Regions from separate parts of the Homo sapiens genome. Here region 2 is linked to region 1. Evidence: chromatin contacts called from ENCODE Hi-C or POLR2A ChIA-PET data. All regions are on one chromosome and are shown on one strand. Each heading gives the region's core, a stretch centred on a gene start or an enhancer-like site at or near the end of the contact. The rest is flanking DNA. Distances are from core to core; before and after follow the strand shown. Region 1 holds the start of LINC01213 (long intergenic non-protein coding RNA 1213). Region 2 has its middle 28 kb from the start of SERP1.

Region 1 (5,901 bases), core at 2,217-4,716:
AAGTTAAGTAACTTCCATAATTTTGCAATAGTGATCAGGGCAAATATTTTGAGATATCAGGGGTAACTATAATGTTATATGAAACTATCTTGATTTCTATTGGTGACTAAGCCACAGGTACCAATAAGACTACTGTAGTTTGTTACCATATTTAAACTGATAAGAACAGATACTCCACTTGATCTTAGCTAAAAGGCCGAGAAGCGATGTTACCATATTTAAAATAGAAAACTTGCTAAATTTCAGAGAGAGGTTAGTGGAAATAGTGATTCCTCCTCCAGTCCAACTAGTCTGTGAACCCTTTGGATTATGTCCAGGGACCCCAGTAATAAACCTTGGACAAATTTGAATGTAGAGACCTCTGAGCTATCAGGTGTAATATTCCCACCACTAATTCTCCACTTAGAGAATTCCTGAGGCGGCCGGGCACAGTGTAATCCCAACACTTTGGGTGGCCGAGGCGGGTGGATTGCTTGAGCTCAGGAGTTCGAGACTGGCCTGGGCAACATGGCAAAGCCCCGTCTCCACTAAAAAAAATAAAAATAAAAATACAAAAATTAGCTGGGCATGGTGGTGCCTGTAATCCCAGCTACTTGGGAGGCTGAGGCAGGAGAATCCCTTGAACGCAGGAGGTAGAGGTTGCAGTGGGCTAAGATCGTGCCACTGCACTCCAGCCTGGGAGACAGAGTGAGACTCTGTCCCCCACCCCCACCCCCCACCAAAAAAAAGGAAAAGAAAAGAAAGAATTCCTGAGGCAGAAGAAAAGGGTCTTATATGGATTGCTTTGTTTGGTGTGAGACTGCCTTGCCCTTCTCTTCAAACAGAGGATCTTCTTTACTATTAGAGCTTTTTCCTCAAGGGTCACATGGGGTTTAAACACATTCTCTGGTCTAGAAAGTGCGCACCCCTGCGGATGTGAGGAAATGGGAGCCTACCCAGGTGAAGCCACCTGACCCACATAAATAAACAGTGGGAAAGGCCATCCACATTTTCTATCCCTGGCAAGTTGAAAAGTTAAGGTGGCCCCAAACTCTTGCTAGATCTGACATGAACCAGAGGTTGAATCTGGGACATACAGTCTGGGACTCTGTTGTCTAGCGGGGTTGAACTCAGCTCCCACCGGCACCAGATAAGCTTAGAAATTTTCTGCAGGCTTCGGTAGGGGAGATGCTAAAGAGCAAAATGACCCCTAAGCCTATCTGGTGTTAGTGGGAGCTGCTTTAACAGTGTATCATCTAAATATTTGTTGGTGCTAGATGTTCTGCTTTGTTGTTGGCTCAGTACTAGATAACAAAATCACAGATGTGTGAGAGGCATGTGTGCTTGGAGGTGGAAGCTGGGTAAGAAGAGACATTTTAGGCTGGGAGCGGTGGCTCACAGCCGTAATCCCAGCACTGTGGGAGGCCGAGGCAGGCAGATCACCTGAGGTCAGGAGTTTGAGACCAGCCTGGCCAATATGGTGAAACCTCATCTCTACTAAAAATACAAAAATTAGCTGGGCGTGGCAGCGGATGCCTGTAATCCCAGCTACTTGGGAGGCTGAGGCAGGAGAATCACTTGAACCTGGGTGGAGGTTGCAGTGAGCCAAGATCAAGCCATTGCACTCCAGCCTGGCGGACAAGAGCAAAACTCCGTCTCAAAAAAAAAAAAAAAAAAAAAAGAAGAGACATTTTAGAAAATATTGCCATTGAGATAATGTGCCTCTGACATATTACAATTTAAATTCACACTGTAATTTGGCTTATATTCTCTATGAGAGCATTAAAGTTGATTCCTTATTTGAATTGCAATTTCACTTCTTTATTTACTCAGAGATGATCACAGAAGGGTTCCCTAGAATTACTTAATGCTAGAAAAATAGCTCCCAAGAGTCAATCAAATTAACCATCCCTTCCTAACAATATAGAATCCAGCATACTTTGGTTCTCTCATTTGACATTTTGCATGATGACAGTTGCAGAATTTGACTTCTGGGCATTTTGGTTTCTCCCCAATTTAGGAGAATGCCCAGAATGCAGAAACATGAGAAGAATGAACAAAACAAAGATGACTTTATAGGTCTCCTTTGAAGAGCTTTGCATTTCTTCCAATTGCTTTCTCCCAGACTAAAAAAAAAAAAAAATTACCTCAGTAATATATTCTCGGGTAAAAATATAAACAATATAGAAGCAAACTGAGCAGAAAGTGAAAGTCCTTCTTTGCCATCCTCCAATCCCACTTCCCTCCCCAGAAGTTAAGAATCTTTCCAGACCCTTTTTCTATGTGTTTATATATGTGCATGTATATAGATGCACAAAAATACATGACCGCAAGCAAGATGCATATATTTCTTTACATAAATGGGAACGTATACACTATATATATTTTCCTATGACTTGCTTTTTTATTTACTAATATTTCTTGGATATCTCTCTACATATAAAGCTATCTTATTTTTTTTTTAAAACTACATATTATTCCATAATATATATGAATGTACTGCGTTTGTTTAAGCAATGTCTATGGATAGACATTCAGGTTGCATGCAGCTTGGGTTTTCTGATTTGTTTGTTTTGTTGCTATTAGAAACAGTAATCCAAATTTATTCTACCTCCTTTAAGCTGATAAAAACCATCCCTAGATGTGGATTTTCTCTCTCTATTTCTGCAGCAATAAGAGTGCAGATGGGTAGGAAAGGGAGAGAATGCAATTCCTTTTCTTCCTTCTGACCACCTTCTTCCCACCTTCCACCTCCCACTTCCTTCCTGTCCACAATATACAAAAAGAGAGCTCCCTCTACTGGGAATGCCATTGCCTTCCTCCCGCTCACCTGGGTAACTCCTTTCTTCCTGCAAATTGCACCTCACTCCATCTCCCCAAGGTCTCCAGCTCACCACCTGGGAGGTCAAGGGCCTTCCTTCATGTTCTTTTGGCCCTCTCTGTATCCGACATCATATTAAAGTTACCCATCCAGACACCGGCCCCTGAGGGGAGAGAAGGAACTCACCGTGTATCCTCAGCACCTAGCACCCGATCAGCTGCGGCAGGAGCCCAGGGGCATACCTGGTGACCTGAAATGAAGGACCTCCAAGTGAATAGATCTTCACATAGTGTGCACTTGGTTTAGTTACCATTAAATCCATGTTGAAGCCAACAGCATTAAATGATGAATCACCTGGATAACATCGGAGCCTCGGACAAGGTGTGCAGACTAAGAACAGGATTTCAGAAATGTTAAAATAACACACATCAATGCCAGCATTCGCCGGTCCTTTCTATGGCCTTCCCCACACTCATCACATTGGTAGGGATCACTCTGATATTGGCAGCAGGCTTCTGCCAACTGAAAAAGAGCAATACCTGTTCTGCAGGTTCTATTTTTAATTTTTATTAACATTTTTACCTGTGCCCTGCTTGATCTCTCTCAGGCAGGCTGTTCTGATAAAACCAGTTTCGTTATGTCCTTTCCCTGGTGCATTTCTGCCCAGAGGGAAGGCTAAGCACACAGAAGAGCCCGGAGACAGTTCCATCTGGAGTAGCCAGCGGGTCAGACCACAGGGCTAATCCTGAAACTAGACCATCAGGTATCTTGGAGATCAGCTAGTCAGTACTGGAGAAAAGGGTGGCTTGGAAGAGATGGATCTCATTTTATGGAAAGCACAACAAACACTGGTTCCACCCTGCCACCAGCTTGCTGCTCCCTAACTCAACTTGTAGAGAAATTCTGAAGAAAACTGGCAATCAGCCAAAACTTCCCACTCCGGCTTGTACAGCTGAACTCTGATATCCACACAGCCGCCCCAACAGTGAAAGAGAAGGAAGAGGGATGAGGAAAGGAGGTAGTGGAAGGAGCGGTGTGGACTGGTTCTTCTTCCTACCCTTCATTCTACAGAGAAGCACACTGACACCCACAGAGGTGAAGGGTCTGAGCCCCTCACTGTTGAGTTGGCGGCAGCCCTCTGGGAATTCAGCCCTCCTCCGTGCCAGTCTCCATGCTGTTCCTATGCCCTGCATGTTGAATAGGTACAGTAGTTATCGACCACACTTCTGGTATAATCTATGGCTAGGTGAGGGATCTACTAGGCCTTAAATGCCTCCTCCACTTGATTTGCCAATTTCCCATATAAAATAATGGTTTTATTCATTGGTTCTTTTATAAATGCAAATACCCCTGGGAGAGGCAACATAGCCTTAAAGGATTCATTAAATCTTTTCTGCAAAGTAGATGAACCATAGTTCATGACCTGGTCTGGCTGCTCCTACAGCTGTAAACTCCCACTGACCCAGATTCTTCCTGGCAGCCCACAGGAAGATGAGTGTGCGATGACTGGCAGATTAGCTCTTTCAGGTGGAAGACTGCCAGAGAGATGTGCCAGCACTCTCCTTGGCGGCAGAGGGTGGGAGAGCTTGCCTGGGAGTGAGGTGTATCCTCAGGCTCCTAAATCACCTGTGTGTGTCCATGCCCCCTCCTTCTCTCCTTGCGGTGGATTCCTTAGGTCTTTGCCAACTCCAAAAGCAGGGGTGCCTTCAAACCCTGACAGCTGCGCTGATCTGGTGGCTCTACCTTTAATAGCTATTTTAGGTTCCTTCTAAACCTTGTCGAGTCTCCACACTTCTACTTAGTTGGAGGCACCTAGAGTGAAAAACAATGTATATACAGTAGCCCCCATTATCTGCAGGGGTATGCCTGAAACTGCAGATAGTACAGAACTTTATACAGACTATATATTTTCCTATACATACCTATGATAAAGTTTAATTTAAACACTAGGCACAGTAAGAGATTGGCAGCAATAACTATAAAATAGAACGATTATAACAATATACTCTAATAAAATTTATGTGTATGTGGTCTCTCTCTGTTTCTTAAAATATCTTATAATACTGTCCTGCAGGTAACTGAAACCACAGAAAGCAAAACTGTGGATTACGGTGGGGGAACTATCGTACCACGTATACTACAGCAGCTACAAATGCTAGGAAGATTGTTTAAAGAAGCCTGGCCCCCCTCTTCCTCTTCGAGTTCCCTTGTGAGGATGAATAAAGGAAAGTAATGCATCCAAAGCTCACTGAGCTCCTTGGGGAGAGGGGGTATGAATGCCCAGATTCCGTGGTTTTACACCGGGCATTTAATAATACCACTGACAGCTAGACTTTCTCCTCCCTAACAGAATTTGATTGCATGAATCACCCAAAGGTCTTCTTTGCAAGAGAATTTTTTAAAAGTCAATGAAAGTGGAAAACATCATAGTCTTCCAATAATGACTGACAACAGGCAAGGTTCTGCTAAAACTGGGGGAGGGGGTACAATTCCTATGGGACATGGAGAGTTATTCCTCTCTGGAAAGTCTCAGAGACCAGAGAGGTAATGGGAAACACAAAAGCGAGTTTGACTACTGAAATTTAATAAGGCCTGACATTTCTGTGCCTAATCCTCATATATATTCCATTATGGTGATTTTCAAGACAGGCCACCAGAATGAGGCTGTCTTATGCATACAAAAGGGAGGCAGAAGGCAAGGGGAAGGAGGGGCTGTACTCACTATAAAAATAAGAGCAATCACAAATAATCTCAACAAAACTTTTGGAAAAACCAGTACTGATTTCCATTTCTCAAGAAATTCTCCCTTTAAATTATTCTGCCAGGCTCCAGTGAAATCCTAAATCAAGTTTTTTATAGGCTTAAAACACAAAATCCAATGTAAAACTAAACATTTTAAAAATAGGTACATGAAATGACATTATGGAAAACCAGGAGAAAGAAAGTTTGGTAAGTCAACTCTTTCTAAAATATTTCAGCCTGCCTGGATCTCTAGACAAGGAAGGAATTCAGAACCCAGCTGCATAGCTTCTCTCTGTGGCTGGTCAGGCATTCTTCAGTGGCTCTGGTGGCAAAAAAGCTTAAAACTTGCTTCAAAAAAA
Region 2 (5,901 bases), core at 1,147-3,646, 280 kb before region 1:
AATGTGGGAAGAAATGAAAAACTTACAGGGGAGAAAAGACTGTAGTATACTTAAAAAAGAATACTTAAGTAGAATCTGAGGAGTGGATAATAGGTTGAAGGATATGTGCATATTATAATCAGTGTCATGTAGTTCCTGTAAATTAATTTCATAAAGCTTATATGGAAACAAGGTGACTTGGTAACATGGAAATCAATAATAAGTGAGAAGGGCAGGACATAAAATATGTGTACTGATATATACATACTAAAATGGGAAAAGAATATGAAAATATTAGCTTGGTGGATTTTTTTGTGATAGGGTTATGTGGGTGTTTTTTAAAAATGTAAAATATATTTGTTTGTTTGCTTGTTTTGAGACAAGGTCTCTGTTGCCCAGGCTGTAATGCAGTGGTGTGATCAGCTCACTGTAGCCTCTACCTCCCCAGCTCAAGCAATTTTCCCACTTCAGCCTTCGGAGTAGCTGGGACTACAGGTACCAGCCACCACACCTAAGTAATTGTTTAACTTTTTGTAGAGATGGAGTCTTGCTAAATTTCCTAGGCTAAATTGTTTCTATTTTGATTACTGTGTCCATAAAAATAATTTGATAATTTTAAAAAGCGAAACTAAAGAGGAAAAACATGTGTTTGCTTATTGCTGTAATTATTAGTTGCAAGCTTTCACATTTTACCTTTATGTATAACCCTGAAGTGTATTAAATAATATATGGTGTCAAATTACTTAGGTAATGGTAGGAAGCACCTACTATCCTGTGGCAAGATAATTTTTAGACTTGTTATTTGTGTTCTCTCCAAATTTCGGTTCCGTAGGGCTTTCAGGAATGTTGCAAGATTCAAAGAAGAAGCAACCACAATTCAAACGTTCTCCCGACCTCTTGTAAAAGCCGGAGAAGCGAGGAAACCCGGCATTGTTGAGGGTGGGAGAGCGGAGCTGCCAGCTGCTGGTCCCCTGGAGCTGGGGGTGGCGCGGCCGGGGTTTGGGGCGACCCTTTGGAGGAGATCGCCGGTCCCCCAGCGAGGTGTGGAGGATGAGAGCGCCTTAGGACCACCGCGAGCGACCACCCTGAAGAAGTCAGTGGAGGTCGTGACAGACTGCAAGCGAGACCCATTCCATTTCCATCTGTGCTGCAACAGCGGAGAAGGAGAGACGACACACGACCTAGATCACTCCGGGAGGGAGGGTCTGAATTAAGGTGATAGTCCGAGTTTGTGACCTGAGATTCATACTACAAACCCCGCGGAGAACAAGGAAGAGGACCGAGAGCTTTTGTCCCGTGCTTGTGAGCTGAAGCCAGGTGTTTGAAGTGTTTGATCTTCTAGAAAGCCCTTGCCCACCTAAAGTAATTGGGTACAGCTGAGGTTCTCAAACTTGAGCGTGCACCACAATCACCCGAGAGGTAATTAAAACCTGGAGTGCACTTTGGGATGCCGAGGCGGGCGGATCACGAGGTCAGGAGATAAAGACCATCCTTGGCTAACACGGTGAAACCCTGTCTCTACTAAAAATACAAAAAATTAGCCGGGCGTGGGGGCGGGCGCCTGTAGTCCCGGCTACTCGGGAGGCTGAGGTAGGAGAACGGCGTCAACCCGGGAGGCGGAGCTTGCAGTGAGCCGAGATCGCGCCACTGCACTCCAGCCTGGGCAACAGAGCGAGACTCCGTCTCAAAAAAACCCCAAAAACAACAACAACAAAAACACCTGGAGTGCTGGGGACCCCATTCCCAGAGTTTCTGATTCAGTGGGCCTGAGTTGGGGCCCGAGAATGTGCATCTCTAACAGGTTCTCAAGTGAAGCTGATGCTGCAAGTCCCGGAACGGTGCTTCGACAACTGGTGAATGCTATGCTTTTCAGATACTTTGATATCAAACTTTTGCATGGCTGCAGCTACCTAAAGTGGCGTGTCAGTTTTACCAGAGGTTACTTTTCACTTAATATTGGCTTGGTTTATTTTCAGATTTAAGAGTGGAGTGTGTTATTAGTAGATCCATTTACAAGGCTCATTTGGAGGAAGCTGTTCCGGTGCTTTCACTTACTTTATAGATGAACATAATTTTTGGAGATTTCCATGATATAGTTAAAACTATGTCTTGGTCATTTGTGTGACCTCTTTCAGTTTATGAAGTTTTCATCTATGTTACCTGGTTATGGTATTGCTCTTAACGTAAATATTTTAAAATATGTCTTTGTGTCTTTTTAGCAGCACTCCTATGAGGTAGAGCGATTGTTTTGCTTTTATGGTGTTAGTCACAGATCTAGGCTTAACTTCACATTGTTTCCCAGTGAGTATATGTGCAGGTAACATCATAAATGTTATAAAAAGGGTGTGGTTACTGCATAATGAGAGGAAAACCCAGGCAATACAAAGGAGTTTTAATTATATGACTCTCTGAGACTTCAAGTACGTAGGCCTGCCCAGCTTGCTTCCTGGGAACCCTCCTTCCTGATAAGCCTTCAATTGGAAAGAGAAAGAGGCCTCAGCCATAAAGGAAAACCTTTTTAGAGGGGTTCTGAGACCTAAAGGTCCAAGTTCTGGCATTCCCTGAAGCCACAAGGTTTCTCTGCCTCAAGGTTTCTCTGAAATCAGTTAGTGACAATCGAAGGCAGCCATGAAGAGGAAAAGTTAAAAATATGCAGACTATGTGGCCCTGGAGAAGAGGAGAGAAGCATTTTGATCCAGTTTGCTTCAGTTATAGGGAAGCTCCCAAGCTAACTAGATTGGTGGGATAGTACTTTTTATTTTATCTATACAATTTTTGTTATTGTGCTTGAACTTACATAGTAAAGTGAACAAATATTCAGTGTACAACTAAATGAATTCTTTAACATAGATGTATTCACAAACATACATACTCACACTCACTCTTGTACCCACCTTCCAGATTAAGATAATAGAGCATTCCCAAAACCACAAAAGGCTGCCTTATTCCTACTCCCAGCCAATACCCCAAAAGGTAACAGCTGCTGACTCTCTTGCCGTTGAATGGTTTTACCTGTTCCTGAACTTTGTATAAATGGAATCATACAGTATGTACTATTTTGTGTCTGGCTTCTTTCACTCAACACTATGTCTGTTAAATTCATCTACACTGTTGCCTGTAGCAAGAGTTTGTTCTTTTTCACCTCCAACCTGATCACCCCATTTCCCCAGCCCCAGGAAACCATTAATCCACTTTCTCTCTATAGATCTGTCTATTCTGAAAATTTCATATAAATGGAATCACAATATTTTGTCCTTGTGACTGGCTTCTTGGCATGTTTTCAAGGTTCATTCATGTTGTAGACTACATTAGTACCTCATTTCCTTTTATTGCTGAAAAATATTGAGTATACCACATTTTATTTATCCATTCATCAGCTGATGGGCATTTGGGTTGTTTCCACCTTTTGGCAATTGTGAATAATGCCGCAATGGACATTTGTATACAAGTTTTTGTGTGGACAGTGGAAATATGTTTTCATTTCTCTTGGGTATATATGTAAGAGTGAAACTGCTAGATCATGTGGTAACTATATTTAACTGGTTCAGGAGTTGTCAAACCATTTTCCAAAGCATCTGCACCGTTTTACATTCCCACCTGCCAAAGCCAGTCATTAGCATTGTTTCTATAGATATTAAATTAACTAAAAGTATCCCTTATGGGAAACGAAGGGATGGGCTGAATTAAAGGAATAGGTTGGGCTAGTTAACTGCAGCAGGAGCATGTCCTTAAGGCACAGATTGCTCATGCTATTGTTTGTGGCTTAAGAATGCCTTTAAGTGGTTTTCTGCCCTGGGCAGGCCAGGTGTTCCTTGCCCTCATTCCGGTAAACCCACAACCTTCCAGCATGGGCGTTATGGCCATCATGAACATGTCATAGTGCTGCAGAGATTTTGTTTATGGCCAGTTTTGGGGCCAGTTTACAGCCAGATTTTGAGGGGCTTGTTCCCAACACCCACCAGGAGTGTATGAGGATTCCAATTTACCCACATCTTCACCAAAGCTTGTTATCTGTCTTTTTTATTTTAGCCATCCTAGAAGGTGTGAGTGGTATCTTACTGTGGTTTTGGTGTACATTTTCCTGATGGCTAATGCTGTTGAGCATCTTTTTGTTTGCTCATTGGTTATTTGCATATCTTCTTTGGAGAATGTCTCTTTAGATCATTTGCCTGTTTTTAAAAAAATGGGTAGTTTGCCTTTTTATTATTGAATTGTAATAGTTTCTTATATATTCTAGATATAAGTCCCTTATCAAATATACAATTTGTCAAATTTTTATCTCATTCTGTGAATTTTCTCTTCACTTTATTTTTTAACTTTGATTAAATTAATTAATTCATTTAGAGACAGGGTCTTGCTCTGTTGCCCAGGCTGTAGTGCAGTGGCGCAATCATAGCTCATTGCAACCCCAAACTCCTGGGCTCAAGTGATCCTCCTGCCTTAGCCTCCCAAGTAGCTGGAACTACAGGTGTGTACCACCATACCTGGCTAACTAATCTTTTCACTTTTTTGATAGTGTCCTTTGATGCCCCAAATTTAAAAATTTTGATAATGTTTACCTTCTCTAATTTTTCTTTTGTTGTTTGTACTTTTGGCATCGTATGTAACAAACCCAAAGTCATAAGATTTATGCCTATGTTTTTTTTCTAAGAGTTTTATAGTTTTAGCTCTTACATTTAGGTCTTTGTTCCATTTTTGAGTTAATTTTTGTATGTATTGTAAGGTAGAGGTCAAATTTCATTCTTCATGTGACTATCCAGTTGTCTCATCATCATTTGTTGAAGACTATTCTTTTCCCATTGAATTGTCTTGGCCCCCTGTCAAAATCAGTTGAACATCATTGTGAGAGTTTGTTTCTGGACTCTCACTTCAATTCATCTGTAGGTCTAGCTTTATGCCAGTATCACTATCTTGATTACTGTAGCTTTGTTGCTTTGTTGAAAGTTTTGAAATCAGGAAGTTTGAGTTGTCCAACTTTATTCCTTTTTTTTTTTTTTTTTTTTGAGACAGAGCCTCGCTGTCACCCAGGCTAGAGTGCAGTGGCACAATCTTGGCTCACTGCAACCTCCACCTCCTGGGTTCAGTGATTCTCCTGCCTCAGCCTCCTGAGTAGCTGGGATTACAGCGCATGCCACCACACCCGGCTAATTTTTGTATTTTTAGGAGAGATGGGGTTTCACCATGTTAGCCATGCTGGTCTCGAACTTCTGAACTCAAGTGATCTGTCTGCCTCAGCCTCCCAAAGTGCTGGCCCAACTTTACTTTTTATCAAGATCATTTTGGCTATTCTGGGTCCCTTGTAATTCCATATGAATTTTTCGATTTCTACAAAAAAGCCATCTTGTATTTTGACAGTGATTGCATTGAATCCATAGATCAGTTTGTGGAAACATTGCTATTTTAAATTAAATATTAAATCTTCCAATCCAAGAAAATAGGATACTTTCCATCTAACTAGGTCTTCTTTAATTTCTTTCAACAATGTTTGTGTTGAGTGTACATTTTTGTTAAATTTACTCCCGAGTATTTTATTCTTTTTGATGTATTTGTAAATGGAATTGTTTTCTCAATTTCATTTTCTGTTGGCTCAGTGCTACTCTGTAGAAATACAATTGATTTTGTATATTGATTTTGTGTCCTGCTACTTTACTGAACTTTTTAATTAGTTCCAGTAGTTTTTTAGTGGAATCTGTAGCATGTTCTACCTACAGGATCGTACTGTCTACAAATAGAGAGAGGTTTACTTCTTTCCAATCTGTATGCCTTTTACTTCCTTTTACTTCTTGCCTCACTGCTTGGAGGCTAGAACTTTCTGTGTAGTGTTGAATAGAAGTGTTGAAAGTGGACATCTTTGTCTTGTTCCTGATCTTAGGAAAATAGCATTTGTCATTCACCATTAAGAATGATATTAGCTGTGGGTAT

The links. A loop is a pair of places that touch in the nucleus more often than their neighbours do. ChIA-PET counts read pairs that join two places held with the same protein, here RNA polymerase II (POLR2A). Pooled maps may share reads with other maps.
Region 2: a loop to region 1 is called in a map of mesodermal cell, with 4 times the contacts of the local background. The contact joins the enhancer-like site here to the promoter of LINC01213 in region 1. A Hi-C loop is called at or near these places in 5 of 168 maps with a recorded cell type or tissue (K562, mammary epithelial cell, mesodermal cell and 2 more) and 2 of 50 pooled maps. POLR2A ChIA-PET finds 5 or more read pairs at or near these places in 1 of 52 experiments (Panc1).

What each region holds. Positions count from the first base shown.
Region 1 is chr3:150,236,084-150,241,984 of GRCh38, reverse strand. LINC01213 (long intergenic non-protein coding RNA 1213) reads right to left here and starts at 3,466. Exons shown (of 3, transcript NR_110168.1): 1 at 3,383-3,466; 2 at 2,987-3,050; 3 at 1,779-2,105. It also overlaps the pseudogene LOC124906376.
Region 2 is chr3:150,515,671-150,521,571 of GRCh38, reverse strand. No RefSeq gene overlaps it. Among named protein-coding and RNA genes, the nearest start is that of SERP1, 28 kb to the left of the region's middle. RefSeq lists enhancers at 474-974, 975-1,475. Within about 2 kb of position 2,396, at least 5 of the 41 ENCODE cell types and tissues checked have a DNase peak (open chromatin) inside an H3K27ac peak, as active enhancers do; they include mammary epithelial cell, where a contact is called at or near this core.